2 separate regions of the Mus musculus genome follow, and region 1 is linked to region 2. Evidence: chromatin loops called from intact Hi-C (ENCODE). Cell type or tissue: left cerebral cortex. All regions are shown on one strand.

What was found. Hi-C counts contacts between places; a loop is a spot of excess contacts. Peaks named below come from ENCODE experiments on the same cell type or tissue, not always from the same donor. Only the 100,000 strongest peaks of a DNase experiment are listed, where the experiment ranks them.
Region 1: a loop joins it to region 2, with 2.8 times the contacts of the local background. A loop is called at or near these places in 3 of 42 quality-filtered maps.

Annotation. Positions count from the first base shown.
Region 1 is chr14:26,918,978-26,926,977 of GRCm38, reverse strand. It overlaps Appl1 (adaptor protein, phosphotyrosine interaction, PH domain and leucine zipper containing 1), which reads left to right. Exons shown (of 22, transcript NM_145221.2): 20 at 969-1,019; 21 at 1,472-1,561; 22 at 3,107-7,990. The coding sequence ends at 3,250. It also overlaps the pseudogene Gm41115. Among named protein-coding and RNA genes, the nearest start is that of Asb14, 28 kb to the right of the region's middle. In left cerebral cortex, no CTCF peak of the experiment used is centred here; no DNase peak of the experiment used is centred here.
Region 2 is chr14:26,664,329-26,672,328 of GRCm38, reverse strand. Pde12 (phosphodiesterase 12) reads left to right here and starts at 2,483. Exons shown (of 3, transcript NM_178668.3): 1 at 2,483-4,081; 2 at 5,873-5,951; 3 at 6,362-8,000. The coding sequence starts at 2,777. The coding sequence ends at 6,804. It overlaps Mir7672 (microRNA 7672), which reads left to right and starts at 2,721; the gene lies at 2,721-2,782. In left cerebral cortex, CTCF peaks have their summits at 1,204 (motif pointing right), 2,894, 3,095 and 4,679 (motif pointing left); DNase peaks (open chromatin) are centred at 2,610, 3,204, 3,760, 5,196 and 1 more place; H3K4me3 peaks cover 3,776 bases; H3K27ac peaks cover 1,614 bases.

The DNA.
Region 1 (8,000 bases), 250 kb before region 2:
CTTAAAACCACTCACAAATCTTTATTCACTAATGGGGTTATACTTTCCCTTTTCCCAGCTGTTCCTTCCATTGAGGGTTCTAATGAGCTTAGTATCCTCTGTCAGAGGAAGGTCCTGGTGGCTAGGTACCTAGTTTGTAGAAGGACCTTGTCCTCTGGGGGTTGATGGTCTTTGTTGTCAGGAACAAAGTGGGGAGGGACACTGGCCATCAGCACTCAGACCTCCATGATGTTCCCAGTTGGAGATGTAGGGTAATAGGGACTGGGTGAATCCCCACCCCGCCCCAGCCTCAGCAGCCTTGAGGGCCTCAGGATTAAGGCTTCCAGGATAACACCAGAGAAGCAACTCTGGGAAAGGCTCCTGAGTGGTGGTAGGGCTTGAGGGAAAGTCATGGGGGTGAGGGAGATTGCAGTAGGGAGGGGTGATCATTATGTAGGCTGACTTGGGAGATGTGGGTGGCTATGTTAAGTGCACTTAGGCATTGCTTGTGCAAGCGTTCCCTGGGGTCCAGGCTCAGAGTCACCCAAGTCTTAGCCTGTGGGTTATTATGTTGCAGGACCATTATGGTTTGGGGGTCCTGCAGAAAGAGGGTCAACTCTCTTATATGATTTTTCCTTAGCCTTAAATGTGTAGGGATTGTGCTGTAGATACATCAGTTGTATCACTTGGGCCTGGGCATGCTACAGTTACTTGTCTGCATTTTGACCAGTAGCTTTATGGTGATCTGATATAACGAGAAGTAGCATGGACACATGGTGGAAAGAAAAGCCAGCAGTACAAGGTCATCAATTCTGAAGGAACACGCTGAGATTCTTTGGGGTTGAAATAATTAAATTAATTCTTATTTGAAGAAGTATATTATATTATTATGAAACTAGTTCTGTCATCCATTTGGGTATTTGAAATTTTTAGTGTAGTATAAAACTCTCTAGTTTAATATAAAGGTTTTACTTTTTTTTTCCTTTTAGATTTGTGATTCTGTTGGACTGGCAAAACAGATAGCTTTGCATGCTGAACTGGTAAGAATCAGAGCCACTTAATTTCCAAGGCTGTCTAAGCTAAAGCAGTGTAATAAAAGCTCTTTCATACTAGCAGTAAATAAAGTTATATGCTAAACAAGATCAATGGTAGGTGCTGTTTCTTGTATAGCATTGGGAATCTGGAGCCAGGCCTAGCACTTGAGAGGCAGAAACAGGTGGATCTCTGAGTTCAAGGCCAGCCTGGTCTACAGAGTGAGTTCCAGGACAGCCAGAGATACACAGAGAAACCCTGTCTCTAAAAAAGCAAAGAAGTCCCAACCAAATAAAAAAGAAAAGACTCTGGACTAGTGTGTGTTGTAGAATGAAAACTATTTGTATGCCTAATGTAAATGTACTGAAAAGTTACAAAGCTCATATTAATAGAAATAATGTAAAATTTAAAGTTACTTCCTATTTAACATATCTGTTTTATTTACCCTTCCCCTTTTTAGGATCGTAGGGCATCAGAAAAACAAAAAGAAATAGAGAGAGTAAAAGAGAAACAGCAGAAAGAGCTCAGCAAACAGAAACAGATTGAGAAGGTATGTAGTCCTTTACGTGGAATTGATGAGGACTGATTGAGCACTGTGACTTTGAGATTAACTTCCAAATGGAAGTCCATTTCTGCTTGTTGATTCATTGCATAGCAAGAAAGAGCTGGCATCCGAATTGTGTGGAAGCTGCTGTGACGTATCACTTGCTCTTAAAGCAACAAACCAGAATTTTCATATACCAAGTAGGGGTCTCTCTGCAAAAATTCTTTTGAGAGATTTTAAGTAGACATAGTTGTATTGTTGAAAGCCACATTGACTGTGGGAAGGAGAAATCGTTATTTTGGGTATTGGCAAGAGTGTGATATTCATATATGTATACACATACACATGCATATGTATACATACAGACCTATAAACGTGCATGCTCACAGTGTTCAGCACAAGTTGGTTCTGGAAACCTGACTGGGGTGACAGGAAATGAAGAAAGAATGGATACTGAAGAAAAGACAGACACATTCCCAGAAAAGCTGGGATAGGTTCTCTTTCTGATGGAGTAGAGCCAACTACTACACAACAACCCCCAAACTCAGATTTTCTTATGTGCACAGCATTGGAGGTGTGGGATAGGTAGTCTCTGTGTAGGTGTCTGTAGAGAACAGTTTCAGGTTAGTGTCATTCCTGTAGTAGGAGGAAGGAAGAGGACGCTGTGCTTGCTAGTTTTTGCACTCTGAACATCTGCACACAGACCAGAGGAAGGCTTTGTTACTTCCTGTGGGCTTGAGACACTGTAGTCTTTGACAAGGCTGTGCTCATGTCAACAGTGCAGTCACTCAGGCCTTCCTCCATTCTTCTATAACACACTTTTTTTTTATGCTTATTAGAGATAAATTTAATATATGTATTATGAGATGTAGATACATAAACCTGTAAAAAGTCTAAAATATAAAATACTCACATGACATAGAACTGTGATTATGAGATTATACAAAGTATTAGAGACCAAATGTATAACACACTTTTAAAGGAGGTTTTGGTCCTAAGGATCAAACCTATGAAAGAGTCATTCAAGGGCGTGGCATCGATGGTAAGAAAGAAGAGAGAAGGTAACTGGGGAACATGGATGTGAAGAGAACACAGGAACTGGAAGTGAGCTGGGTACAGGGCTGAGAAGAGAAAATGGCAAAGACAGCACAGAAAGAAGGGCAGCTTAGGAGAGGGGAAGTGACACTTGATTTAGCAAGATAAACAGGGCAGGAGTAGAGAAGACCTGAAGAGTGTATAGTGGGTGCAGAGTGGTGTATGAGAGAAGACAGTCAGAACTCAGTTATTAGCCACAAAAGGAGGGGGGCTTTGCTCTTTCTTAATTATTTTTTTTGCATGTTTGCTTTTTGGGATTATTCAAATGGTGCCAAAATTCATGCTGGTGTTTTCATTTGTTGCATCTAGCCTTTCTTTTCATTAGGTTATCAGAATGAGTGCATGTGACAAGATTGGAACAGCTCTCATGTATAGTAGAGCTCCATCGGAAACTGCATAGTTTTTTATCTGACTGCTGACAGTTAAATTTAGTTTCTTTCTTTATCTTTCCACCAGGACTTGGAAGAACAGAGTCGGTTGATAGCTGCCTCCAGTAGACCAAACCAGGCTGGTAGTGAGGGCCAGCTTGTTCTTAGCAGTAGCCAATCAGAGGAGAGTGATTTGGGAGAAGAAGGGAAAAAAAGAGAGTCGGAAGCATAAACTTGTTGCTGCTTTTTGAGTTCTCATTTCCCTGGGATGTGGCACAGCGTATCCATGCTGAAGATCATGGAAGAGATAAGCTTTACAGTAGTGTGCTTCAGCTTCATTTAAAAAGACTGAACTTGATAACCGGTTATAGCGAACATTTCCCCGTAAAAATAAAATACTATGCATTGTCATCCAACTCTGCTTTCCTAAACAAGACCTGCTTACTTTTCTGTAGTAGATTGCTGAGGAATTACAGGTCTTCAAGATATTTTTCCTTTAAATTGTGAACATTTTATCTTGCACTGTAATTGGCTGTCTCCATAAGGAATGATTTATTCTTGGATTCTGACATTCCTGTGTATACTCTCCCTTTCATTAGGAATGTTTTATTGGTAGTGAGGGAGGGCTCAATTGAGTGAGCTTAACATCCTTTATGTGGAGAATTCTATAAGTGTGCAAGTGTTGTAACAATATTGAGTGTGCAATAGAATTTGCACAAAATCACAAGGACGGGGCAGGTGGTGCTGTTGACTTCAGGATGTTTTGTGGCTTGCTCCATTTCTCTGATGTACTAGATCATGGCAGTGGGAGACCTCAAGTGTCTGTTGGTGTTTGTGTGGCACTTGGTATTTTGTTACCATCTTCTCAGTTCTCAGGTTGGGACTTTACTTATTGCTGCAGAACAGGAAAGGTTAGAGAGTAAGACTTCAGAATTTATTGAGATTGTTGTTGTTCAAACATTTTATATTAGAATTGACATGTAAAGGGAGTGTTGTAGACTGATACATTGTATTTTCTGTATTGTGAAATAATTTTTAAATGACAATGAGTGACATTTCAAAAGATGTTCTATAACAATTATGTTTATTGCTTAAATAAAAATGTGCAGTTTAGTTTAGAAAACAATCTTTTGAATTTCAGACTGATAACCCCAGTATTTTCATAATCCCACATTTTGATAATGTATTGAATTGCCACTTTTTATCCATAAAGGCAAATAACTAATTTGAGTGTAGAATAATTTGCACTAATAATTGTAAATACTTTTACTTTTCAAATGAGTAAAAGGTCTAATTCCATGAAAGACTGAAAAGGAACTGAACACCTCATATAGTGCAGGACAGAGTTAGCGTGTACTGAGGGTGATTCTGTCAAAACTTTCTTTACTAGGACTTTAAACTGTGTTTACAGATTTTATTTTCATTCATTCTACATGAAAAGGTGTGTGTGTGTGTGTGTGTATATATACACACACATATGTATACAGGTTAAATATATTGATTAGTATTTTACATAGTCATACATTTAGAGATTTTCAAAAGGTTAACCACTAATTTCACAAGTAGTTTCTCTTTGTTCTGAATTAGAAGTTTTAGTTTTCAGCTTATAGCTCCGTTTCACACTCTGTAAGTACACTGTTTTCTGTAGGAACAAGATAACGATATATATAGGATCATATTCTTTTTCTCCATTTGCCAAATGAGACTAATGGTTATTTACTACTCTTCAAAGTCTTCTGTTACCCAAACATACAGTTAATAATTATCAATTTATGGAGTGCATTTGGCTAAAAGTCTGTTTTGGGCTTACTAAAGGGAATGCCTTCATAGTAAGTAGTGTTTCCTCTGTTAAAACTGTGAACTGCTGTGGTTAGACCGTGATTAGTGGTGACAAGTCTTGCTTTTAAAACTTTTTTTGATATTGGTAAGGCTTCTTGTTTTGTTGTTGTTGTTGCTATTGATTTTATTTTGTTTTTGTTTGTTGATTTTCGCAGTGATCAGTTACTAAACTACCACAGAGCCACACCCCCACCCCAGGTTTTCAGTTTCATGAATCTTTTCTTGATGGAAGACGTCATGCTTGCTTCAGATGAACTGTGTTTTATAGTAAGAGTAGTCATCAGGAGGCACTTTTATTTGGTTGGTGCTTTGCATGGTAACAAAATAGTGATATTTGGATAAAAATTTAGGCCAGAGGTAAGAATTTTCTAATTCTTTTTAAGTCATGTTTCATAGGAACTCCCCCAGTTGTGTTCATGTCCATGGGTCAGACCAAAATGTGTTCCAGTGCCTAGGACGCATTCTGAGTGGATCAGTCCGTTTCAGTGATTTAACTTGTATCACTATTAAACTGTATGCAATTCTGCACATCAGCTGTAGTCAGCTCTCTGCTTGAAGAAGGCTCCTGTCAGCTTCTTCCTAAATGTTAGTACAGATGTCATTCTGTTATACTATCCGCCAAGATCTCCCACAACTTTTTTATTTTGGGGGAGGCACAGAATTGATTTTCTTGTTCTGAGTTTGGGTTCATTCCTGTCACGGTCACTGAGCCAAGGCAAGTAGACCTTGCCTCTTCAGTCTTAGTCCTGCGGGCGTCTGCTCAGATTCTCTTCCATATTCAAAATGCCCTGGAAAAGCTTCACTGTTTTAATACGTCCTAGATGTTCAACTGAAGCAGAGCGAAGAAATGGCCCTCCCAGCCCCATCCACCTAAAACAAAACCAGCAGCTGCTGCTACAGCCATTATGAAAAAATAACACAAACTCTTCTTAAAAAATAGATCACACAGAAAGAACTGAGGGCAGATGCACCTGGGGGGAGGGGGGGGAGGGCTGCCCCAGCCACGGGGAGAGGCCTGGGTGCTGAGATGACCCTGCAGGGCTGGGGTGCTAGTAGGTGGCTGCCTCCTTCCTTCTGCCTAGCCTCTGTAGTGTGGGCTGGATCCCAGGCATCTTCTGCCCTCTCCCCTGAGGGATCCTGGCCCCTGCTGAGGACTGGTACCTATTTCTCATTAAAGTGGCTTTGATCAGGAAATGAGATGGACACCAAGCATGAGTGAGGGCCACTGCCTGGCTACATGTCTCCCAGCTTTTTAGAAATTAACAAAGTTGCTTTTTAAAAAATGAAATTTAGCCTACCTAATTATACTCTGCATTCTGTTACCTATAGCTAATCTTGTTTTTTTCCATTACTTAATGATTGATTGGTGTTCAATTTCAAAAGTGTTCCAAGCTCCACAGTGTTGGGATGAGGATGTTGCCGTTATTTTTGAGAAAAGGATCGTAAGATGTGCATAACATTGTAGGTAGCATGGTTTTGTGCAGTGAACACACAAGTAACTACAGGAGCTGCACTCTTCACAGTTTGAACTGACAGTGCTGGCAGACCCTTAAAGCAGAGTCTTCTGACACACGAATGAAAGGAAATATTTGCTTCTAATAACAGTCTGAGCATTTAGATCATACTTTTAAGTATTTAAACACACCATTGTATATGGCAAGCAAACTTTTAATTTTATTTTTAGCAAGTTTATTTCTCTTTGAAATTGTCATTCTACATTAATAACATAAAGATTTTAAACTAGAACCATACTGAACTTTTTTAATGATAAGATGAAATGGACTTTAAAGGAAAAATTATTTAAAACTTTGTTAATAAGCCTCAATAGCATAAAATACTAATGTTAATCAAAATACTTCTAAGTATTTTTAAAGTACTTTAAAAATCTCCATCGGGCTAATTCCTATGTATTTCTTTTCCAGGAATATTATTCTTAATAGCATAAGCTTATTAAGACTAAATGGAAGTTGAAGGATTAGGCACACCTAGAGCAGTGGCTTCACCGTTTGATTCTCATTTCTCTGTGGTTTCCACCTCTTATCAGGAGCTGCCCTGGAAAGGATCCGGTCATGCTGCCTGCCTCTTTTCATCTGTCATGATGGATTTCATCCCTTTCACGGGCCTCTCCATCCTCTCTTTCCACATGGGTTGTGAGCCCAGCATTCCTGTCTCTGGCTTCCTGGGCCACTGCTCTAAGTTTCTCTTCATGCTTCTTTTCTTTTTGAGTCATCTTACTTTCTACTTGGGCTTGCATTTCCACTGCTGCTCAAGCCTTCTGATCAGCAATGTATAGTGTTTCAGCCAGTTTGGCAAATTTTTCACTTATATGGACCATCTGAAGTCCTCTTCCATCAGCAGCTAGCCATTTATCTAATGGAATGGTATACCCCTTAGAGTTCTTCCACTTGGAAATACAAGGAGGGATTTTCCACTTCTGCTGTTTCTTTACAGTCATCTTCTGAAGAGGAGAGTGCATTACAAGTGCAGGAGGAGATGATGGTCCCTGAGGGATTTTCGTATTAACTTTGAATCTTGGATGCTCCATTTGGTCTTTTTGCATTTCTGCTATCCAGTTAACCCTGTTTCGCTCCAGAATTGAATGGTACTCCTTCTGATGTGGTGTGTCACTGGTGAGCTGAGACATGAAAGATGACTCATTCTTTCTGAGATAGGGTTTTTCTGTGTAGTCCTGGGAGCTCTGGAACTCTAGACCAGGTTGGCCTAGATCACATACCCGCTTGCCTCTGTCTCCCAAGTCAAAGGCAGCAAGGAGAGACTACTGTCCATACTGAACTTTTAATGAGTCTCTGGCTATACTTGTGAGTAACCAGCTTCAGTTACGTGAATACTGGGGACTAAGTGATAATTTATGTGTAAGACTGCTTTGTATGTTTTGTGGTTTTGTAATGTAAGTAAATTGATTAACTTTTATTTCACTGATATTAACCAATTGTGCAGTGTACAATTAAACATTCAGTATCCCTCTTTAGAATTGGGTTTGTGATCATGGTGTGGCTTGTGGAGCAGAGGACTTACTTTCTCATTTGTCAAAATAGGTATTTGCAGACAAGGCTTCGAGAAATATGTCGTTGGATTTTTTAAATGTATAATAAAGTCCATGATTTTTATACAGTATTTTTGTA
Region 2 (8,000 bases):
GATTATTTGGCGGGAATCGGGTCTCCTCCCCCTTCCTTCATAACTAGTGTCGCGACAATAAAATTTGAGCTTTGATCAGAATGAATTTGTCTTAGCTCCGTTTCTTCTTTCGCCCCGTCTAGATTCCTCTCTTACAGCTCCAGTAGCCATATCAGTCGAACTGTTCATGTTGCGAGCTGCTGGCGGCCGCAACAAAGTACTATTCAAAACTTCTGAATACTATCACCCAAAACTACAGTTTCATTTTGACCCTAAGTATAAATAGTATCTAAGCAAACAGTGTTTACAGCCAATATCATCTACTGTAATGAAAGTAATCAGAGTAAACCAGACTTCACATGAGTACTGGAAGATTTATACATGATACATAGGTAGGCATGATTGTTTGTTTGTTTTTGTTTTTCGAGACAGAGTTTCTTTGTGTAGCCCTGGCTGTCCTGGAACTCACTCTGTAGGCCAGGCTGGCCTTGAACTCATAAATTCGCCTGCCTCTGCCTCCCGAGTGCTGGGATTCAAGGTGTGCGCCACTACGCCCGGCTTGGTAGACATGATTCTTATAGGTATGTTTCTTTCGTATTGATTGGAGGTAGCACTACATAGTCCAGGCTGGTCTAGAACACATGTGCCACCACGCCTAGCTTAGTTTTGTAGTTTTCCTTTTAATTTGAAACTTAAAAGAAAATCATGTGTCTATATTGACACATGTGTTGTGTGTTTTGGGGAGTTGAACATGCACACATATGCTCATGTGTAAAGGTGAGATGTCAATTTCCAGTGTCTTTACTTAGGAAAAACCACCCTGGTTTTTTGAGACAGGTTCTCTCATTGACTTGGAGCTTGTATTTAGGCTAGGTTGTCTGGCCCAGAACCCCAAGGCTCCACCTGTAATCGCAGAGCTGGGAATAGAAGCACATACCATTCTGCCTAGCATTTTCATCTGGGTTCTAAGGATCAAACTTAAATCCTCATTCTTGCATGGCAAACACTATACCAACTATGCTATTTGCAGACTTTCTTTCTCTAAGGCCTTCTTAAATCCTCACAATTGCTAGCCAAGTACTCTTATCACTGAACTGTACCCTTAGTTTGTGTTTCTTCTTCTTTTTTAAAAAATTTTATTTTATCTGTATGAGTACACTGTTGCTGACTTCAGATATACCAAAAGAGGGCATCAGAACTCACTACAAATGGTTGTGAGCCACCCTGTGGTTGCTGAGAATTGAACTCAGGAGAGCAGTCAAGTGCTTTTAATCACTGAGCCATCTCTCCAGCCAGTTTGTGTTTCTTGATATTAAAAATAAAAGTGTTCCTAGTCCTTTCCCTCCAATATGTATTATCAAAATCATACTATTGCTTAATCTCTCAAGTTTCAATTATATAATTACAAATGGGGCTATAAGTCAATTTAATAAAAGTATAGCTTCAGTAGTGGCATTTACAGCTGGGCATGGTGGTGTATGCCTTTAATCCCAGCACTCAGGAGGCAGAGACAGGCAGATCTCAGGAATACACAAAGTAAATCCTGCTTCGAAAACCAAAAACAACAAAAAGGCATTTGCTTATTACTTTCAAGCTTGTGGATTAAAAACAAGCTTTCCACGAGATTTGACATTGTCAGAATACTTCTTGAAAAATAAAAGACCGTGCAAACAAAAGGTCTGGGCTGGCGAAATGGCTCAATGGGTAAAGTTGCTGCCAGGCCTGACAATCTGAGTTCAGTAGAGTTGAAGGGTCTTTCTTACAGACTAGTACTCCCGGGGCTCCCTGTTCCAGTCAGATAGGACTTCGTTTTGGTCTACAAATAAACCAAGATCATTCGTATTAAGAAATAAAACTCTCGGCGAAATTTAATCTTCAAATTAAGTAAAATGGGGAGGGGTTTAGCGTCTTCGTTTAAAGAGTTCTTAAAGTTTTACCTGAGTCCTATAATTTTATTTGCTAAACCTTTCAACCCTACAAAGACAAGGTCTTCCAAGCTCTTTACTACTTAAACCACTAACAGCTTTCGAAAACATGTCTGTACTTTTTCTATCATTTACTATGCTGTGTAGCTTTGACTCAGTCTTCCTGGGTTCCAAGGCGGATAGGAAACCTACCTCAAAACCTAACAACAACAAAAGCGCGAGGCTCAAGTACATTATGCATCTTGTGTTTTGTATCCTCAGAGCTCACAAGCTGGTGGAAGAAGCCGGCGGGCGGCTCGGAGCTCCTTAGCTACCACAAGCTCCACACTTGTCGTGCTTAGCTTCACTCGACCCGCCACACCTCGAAAGACCAGGGAACAGGTCCGCCAACTGTGCAGAGCGGACGTTGCAATCCTGGGGAGGAGGCCGGCGCCTACACACAGCCATAACCGGAGCAACTGGAAATGACAGAAAGCCTAGTGTTTCCCGGAGGCACCGCCCAGTCACTTCCGGTTCCGTAAGCCTATTGTTCCCGCCCTCAGCCTACACTTTCAACAAAACTTCGGGTTCTGGTAGCTCCCTCGGGCACTCTTATATTTCCTTCACTCTTCGCCTTTTACCCATGTTGAATAAAAACACCAAGGCGCTCGAAACTCGAGACCGGCGGTCAAGACAAGAAGGAGCTGGCAAGTGGCCTTGGCGAAAGTGCGAGTCGGGAACACCGCGCGCTTGATGCTCACACCCCGGCTTCTGCTTGCCGCCGACCGGAAGTCCACGGTCTGAATGGGTCTTGTACCCGGCCACGGCCGCTCCTCCCGGTGGACTTGACAGCGGGCGACTCTGGATCTCTGATCTCGTCGGCTGCCAGGTTCATGTGGAGGCTCCCGGGCCGCAGCGCGCTTCGTGGGGTCCGGTCGGTGGTGGAGCGGCGCAGCCGGGCCGAGGCAGGGACTCACGAGGCGGTGCGCGCCATGGAGCGCGCGGTGGTGCGCTGTGTGCCCTCGGAGCCCAAGCTCAGCCTGTCTTTCGCGTTGGCCGACGGCAGCCACAAAAACATGCAGAGGGACCAGAGCGAGCCTCTGGGCCGGGCCCTCAGCCGGATCGCTACCAACGCCCTCAAGGGACACGCAAAGGTAGCGGCCGCCAAGAAGAGCAGGAAGAACCGAGCCCACTCGAGCGGTGGCGCGGCCTGTGAGGCTACAGGGCCTGAGCCGGTTGCGACCTGCGAGCCGGTGGTGAAGCTGTACTACCGGGAGGAGGCGGTGGCCGAGGATGTGCTCAATGTGGACGCCTGGCAGGACGGAGCGGTGCTGCAGATCGGCGACGTCAAGTACAAGGTGGAGCGCAACCCGCCCACCTTCACGGAGCTGCAGTTGCCGCGCTACATCATGGCTGGCTTCCCTGTGTGCCCCAAACTCGGCGTGGAATTTGGGGATCCCGCCAGCTCCGTGTTCCGCTGGTACAAGGAAGTCAAACCCGGGGCGGCAGAACCTGGGGACAGCGGCCCCGCGTCCTCGTCTCACTCTTCGCAGCCTTCAGCTTGGATCGAGACCGGTGTGGACGAGCGCGTCTACACCCCGTGCAATGCAGACATCGGGCTCCGGCTCCGGCTTCACTGTACACCGGGCAATGGGCAGCGCTTCGGGCCAAGCCGGGAGCTAGAAAGCCTGTGCCCGGTGGAGGCCGGGCCTGGCACCTGCACTTTTGACCATCGACATCTGTACACCAAGAAGGTGACGGAGGACTCTTTCATCCGCACTGTCTCCTACAACATCCTGGCAGACACGTACGCCCAGACTGAGTTCTCTCGGACGGTCTTGTACCCGTACTGTGCCCCCTACGCCCTGGAGCTTGACTACCGCCAGAATCTCATACAGAAGGAGCTCACAGGCTACAACGCAGACCTCATCTGTTTGCAGGAGGTGGACCGCGCGGTGTTCTCCGACAGCTTGGTACCGGCCCTGGAGGCCTTCGGGCTGGAGGGCGTGTTCCGAATCAAGCAGCACGAAGGCCTGGCCACTTTCTACCGGAAGTCCAAGTTCAGGCTCCTTAGTCAACATGACATCTCTTTTCAAGAAGCCCTCAAGTCGGACCCACTGCACAAAGAATTACTAGAGAAGCTGGCTTTGAACCCATTAGCACAGGAGAAGGTCCTCCAGAGGTCATCTGTCCTTCAGGTCAAGTAGCTCTGCTTGTTTTCTTCATACTCGCCCAGGATTAGGGGTTGCCGGAGTATAGGGGGTTGGGTATTAGTACTCGTCATTGGAAATACGCATTTCTTTAAAGTGTTTTTGCTCCAGCATCTTGAAAGTGTAGCCTGTTCCTTAATTCAGCACATTTTAACCTCTCCTAGTGTGCCTATCCTGCCGCAGGTTGCCTTCAACAAGATGAATAGAGACATTCCTTAGTGTTTACAATCCAGGTAGACATAGTAACTTGTCACGTACCGTTTTAAGAGCACTTTAAAGCACTCCCAAGTCTAAGTCCCTCCTGTTTTAAGATGTTTCGTCTCTATTGTTAACTAGTGTGTAAGAAAAAGTAATTGGCTTATCTGTTTTTACAGATACTATCCTTTTTTAATAAATGAGAAAATGTTCCTAATGTCCTTATGCTAGTTGAAAGAAGTATGAAGGGCTGGAGAGATGGCTCAGTGGTTAAGAGCACTCACTGCTCTTCCAGAGGTCCTGAGTTCAATTCCCAGCAACCACATGGTGGCTCACAACCATCTGTAATGGGATCTGATGCCCTCTTCTGGTGTGTCTGAAGACAGCAACAGTGTACTCACATATATTAAATAAATAGATAGATAGATAGATAGATAGATAGATAGAATGGGATCTGATGCCCTCTTCTGGTGTGTCTGAAGACAGCAACAGTGTACTCACATATATTAAATAGATAGATAGATAGATAGATAGATAGAAAGAAGTATGAAGCCAGGATTCATAGCCACTTGACAATGTTAGCATTATTGTTCAGGGTGTGAACGTAGCTTTAATCTGTGGGTTTGTGTTTTGTTTTATTTTATTTTGTTTCCTTTGTTGAATTTTGTTGATATTTTTGAGATGAGGTCTCACTGTGTATCGGTGGATGTCCTGAACTGGATATGTAGGCCAGTCTAGCATGAACCACTGAGAGTCACCTGCCTCTTAAGTGCTGGGATTAAAGTTGTGTGCTACTAAGCTCATCGTCTTTAAGGGCATTTTCAGAGTTTTTTATGTAATGGGTTTTGTTCTGAGTAAAGGAATGTCTACCCATTTTCAAGCACCACTGTGTTCTGTGCACTCTTATGTAAGTTCATTTAATTGAATACACACATCTATGAGGGAGGTGATATGGTTTCTTTACCTTACTCCGAGGCACAGTGCTGTAAATGCTAGACTGTTCAAACAGATCTGACTCCAGGACAAGTAAGTGCTTTCACACTTGAAAACAGTTTAATCTTTTTTTTTTCTTTTTTTTTGGTTTTTCGAGACAGGGTCACTCGGTAGACCAGGCTGGCCTCGAACTCAGAAATCCACCTGCCTCTGCCTCCCAAGTGCTGAGATCAAAGGTGTGCGCCACCACTGCCTGGCAGAAACAGTTCAATCTTAAATTTATCAACTACAATGTATTTTTTCATAATGGTGTATATTGGATGGTTACTAAAATGTTATATTTACTCATGTTACATACCTTAAAACTTGTAGTGTCAGATTTAAAACTTGGTGTCTTAGTTTTCAAGAGATTGTGGAATGAAATAGCTCAGCCTGAGAGTCAGGTATTATGGCACCTGCTTTAATCCCAGAACTTTGGAGGAAGAGGCAGATGACTTTTATGAGTTCCAAGGCCAGGCTAGTTTACATAGTGAGTTCTAGGACAGCCAGGAGTATACAGTGAGAAACTGCCTCAAACAACCAACACCAAAACCAAAAATACTTTCAGGAGATCGGCAGACACCAACTGAACATTGATGTTTCCTATTACAGATTTCAGTTCTTCAGTCTACAACAGACTCTTCCAAAAAGATATGTGTTGCTAATACCCATCTCTACTGGCACCCAAAAGGTAGGTTTTCTTTAGCTTTACAATGACTTAAACATTGAGACTCAATGTTATTAAAGCTGTACGCACACACACACACACACACACACACACACACACACACACACACAGGCTAAATATAAAGGTGAAATAATAGCCTGTAGAATCTGAGTGACATTCAAGATAAGAGTTTGATAGGGCTCGGGTTGTGGTACACACATGTAATCAGCTCTGAGGATGCTGTGGCAGGAGGATTTCAAGTTCTAGGCCAACGTGGATTTCAAAACTCTTATCAAAAAATCAAAAGTAAGGTGTGTGTGTTGAATGTAATTCAGGTACCATGATTTGTGGGTGCAATGTGCTCTCAGGGTGGGAGGTGCTTTAAAAAATACTTAGCACTAATTTTGTTTGTTTGTTTGTTTGTTTGTTTGTAGGTGGATACATTCGTCTCATTCAAATGGAAGTAGCCTTGGTTCATATTAGACATGTCTCACGTGATCTCTATCCTGGCATACCAGTTATATTTTGTGGAGACTTTAATAGTACACCATCAACAGGCATGTATCATTTTGTCATCAGTGGCAGCATTGCAGAGGATCATGAAGACTGGGCTTCCAATGGGGAAGAGGAGAGATGCAGCATGCCTCTCTCACACTGTTTCAAACTGAAGAGTGCTTGTGGTGAACCTGCCTACACAAATTATGTCGGTGGCTTTCACGGATGTCTAGATTACATTTTCATTGACTTAAATACTTTAGAGGTTGAACAGGTGATTCCATTACCTAGTCATGAAGAAGTTACCACCCACCAGGCCTTACCTAGTGTTTCTCATCCTTCTGATCACATAGCACTTGTATGTGACTTAAAATGGAAATAGATTTTACTTCACTAACTCTGAAAGGAAGCTAGGAACTGTCCAAAAAAATGTAATATGAAACAAAGCCCATATATCAACCTTCAGTGAGGCAACACCAGACTCAATGGTCATTCCCTACTGGTTATGTTCCAGACGGCTTTGTTACAGAACTAATTCATCTTTGCATCATATAATATCGTTATCCTCCTTTTTAAAATTCCCTACATTTAGAGGAAAACATATTTATGACTAGCAAGAAGAAAATTGAATTATTGTGTACATTTTATAAGTTTTTTTAAGCTGGTAATTACGACTTTTAAGTACTATTTGAATAATCTCAATTTTTCTTTCACAGCACATTTTACATTGAATTATGTTAATATAATTGGGGAAGGAGGGGACATGTAGGTAAAACGTGAGAGACTTCAGAGACACATGGAATACATTAGTCTGTCACTACCTCAATTTGGTTAGAATTTATTATAATTTTGGAGCTTTAACAAAAGATTAAAATGTACCATTACCAATTCTTATAGCTTCTTCGTTTTTCAGTTAGCAAGGTATTTTCCTTCCTGCGTTGTTTTCAGTGTACAAACGACGGTTCAAACGCGTCTACTTTGTCTTCTTACTTGCACTTGAGCTCATTTTAATAGTAGGATACAAGCACAAAAGAGTATTCAAAGGGACGGGGACTTGACTTGATCCCTTGCCTTTGCTCTTACTCATAAAATATAAGCACACAGGGAAAAGGGGAAGCAGGCATGGTGCTTTATAGCTGTAATCCTAGTGCTCAGGTACGTGAGGCAGGACTGCGTCGAGGTCAGTTCTGGTCTGGGTTACACAGTTCAAGGCCAGCTTGGGCTACATACATAGGAAAAAAGGGGACAATGGGTTTTTGTCAATATCTGAAATAAACTTTTTATAGATGTAAGCATTATAGCTTGAGGAACAGAATAGTGCCACATAATTTATATAAAAAATTTGAAGATGAAGCCAACATTTGAAGATGAGAAATTCCAAGCTGTGTTGATTAGTATCTAGTTTAGATGCTTTTACTGCATTTGTTCTCACCATGTCTGCTTGGTGATGCTTTAGCGGTTGCTTTGTCATGTCCAGGTTTAACTGTAGCATAAGCATAGCTTTCTGCACTTAATTTCTAGCATAGATAATAAAGGCCTCTTACCTCAAAAAGAGGTCTTATTTTCCAAGTCTTCAAA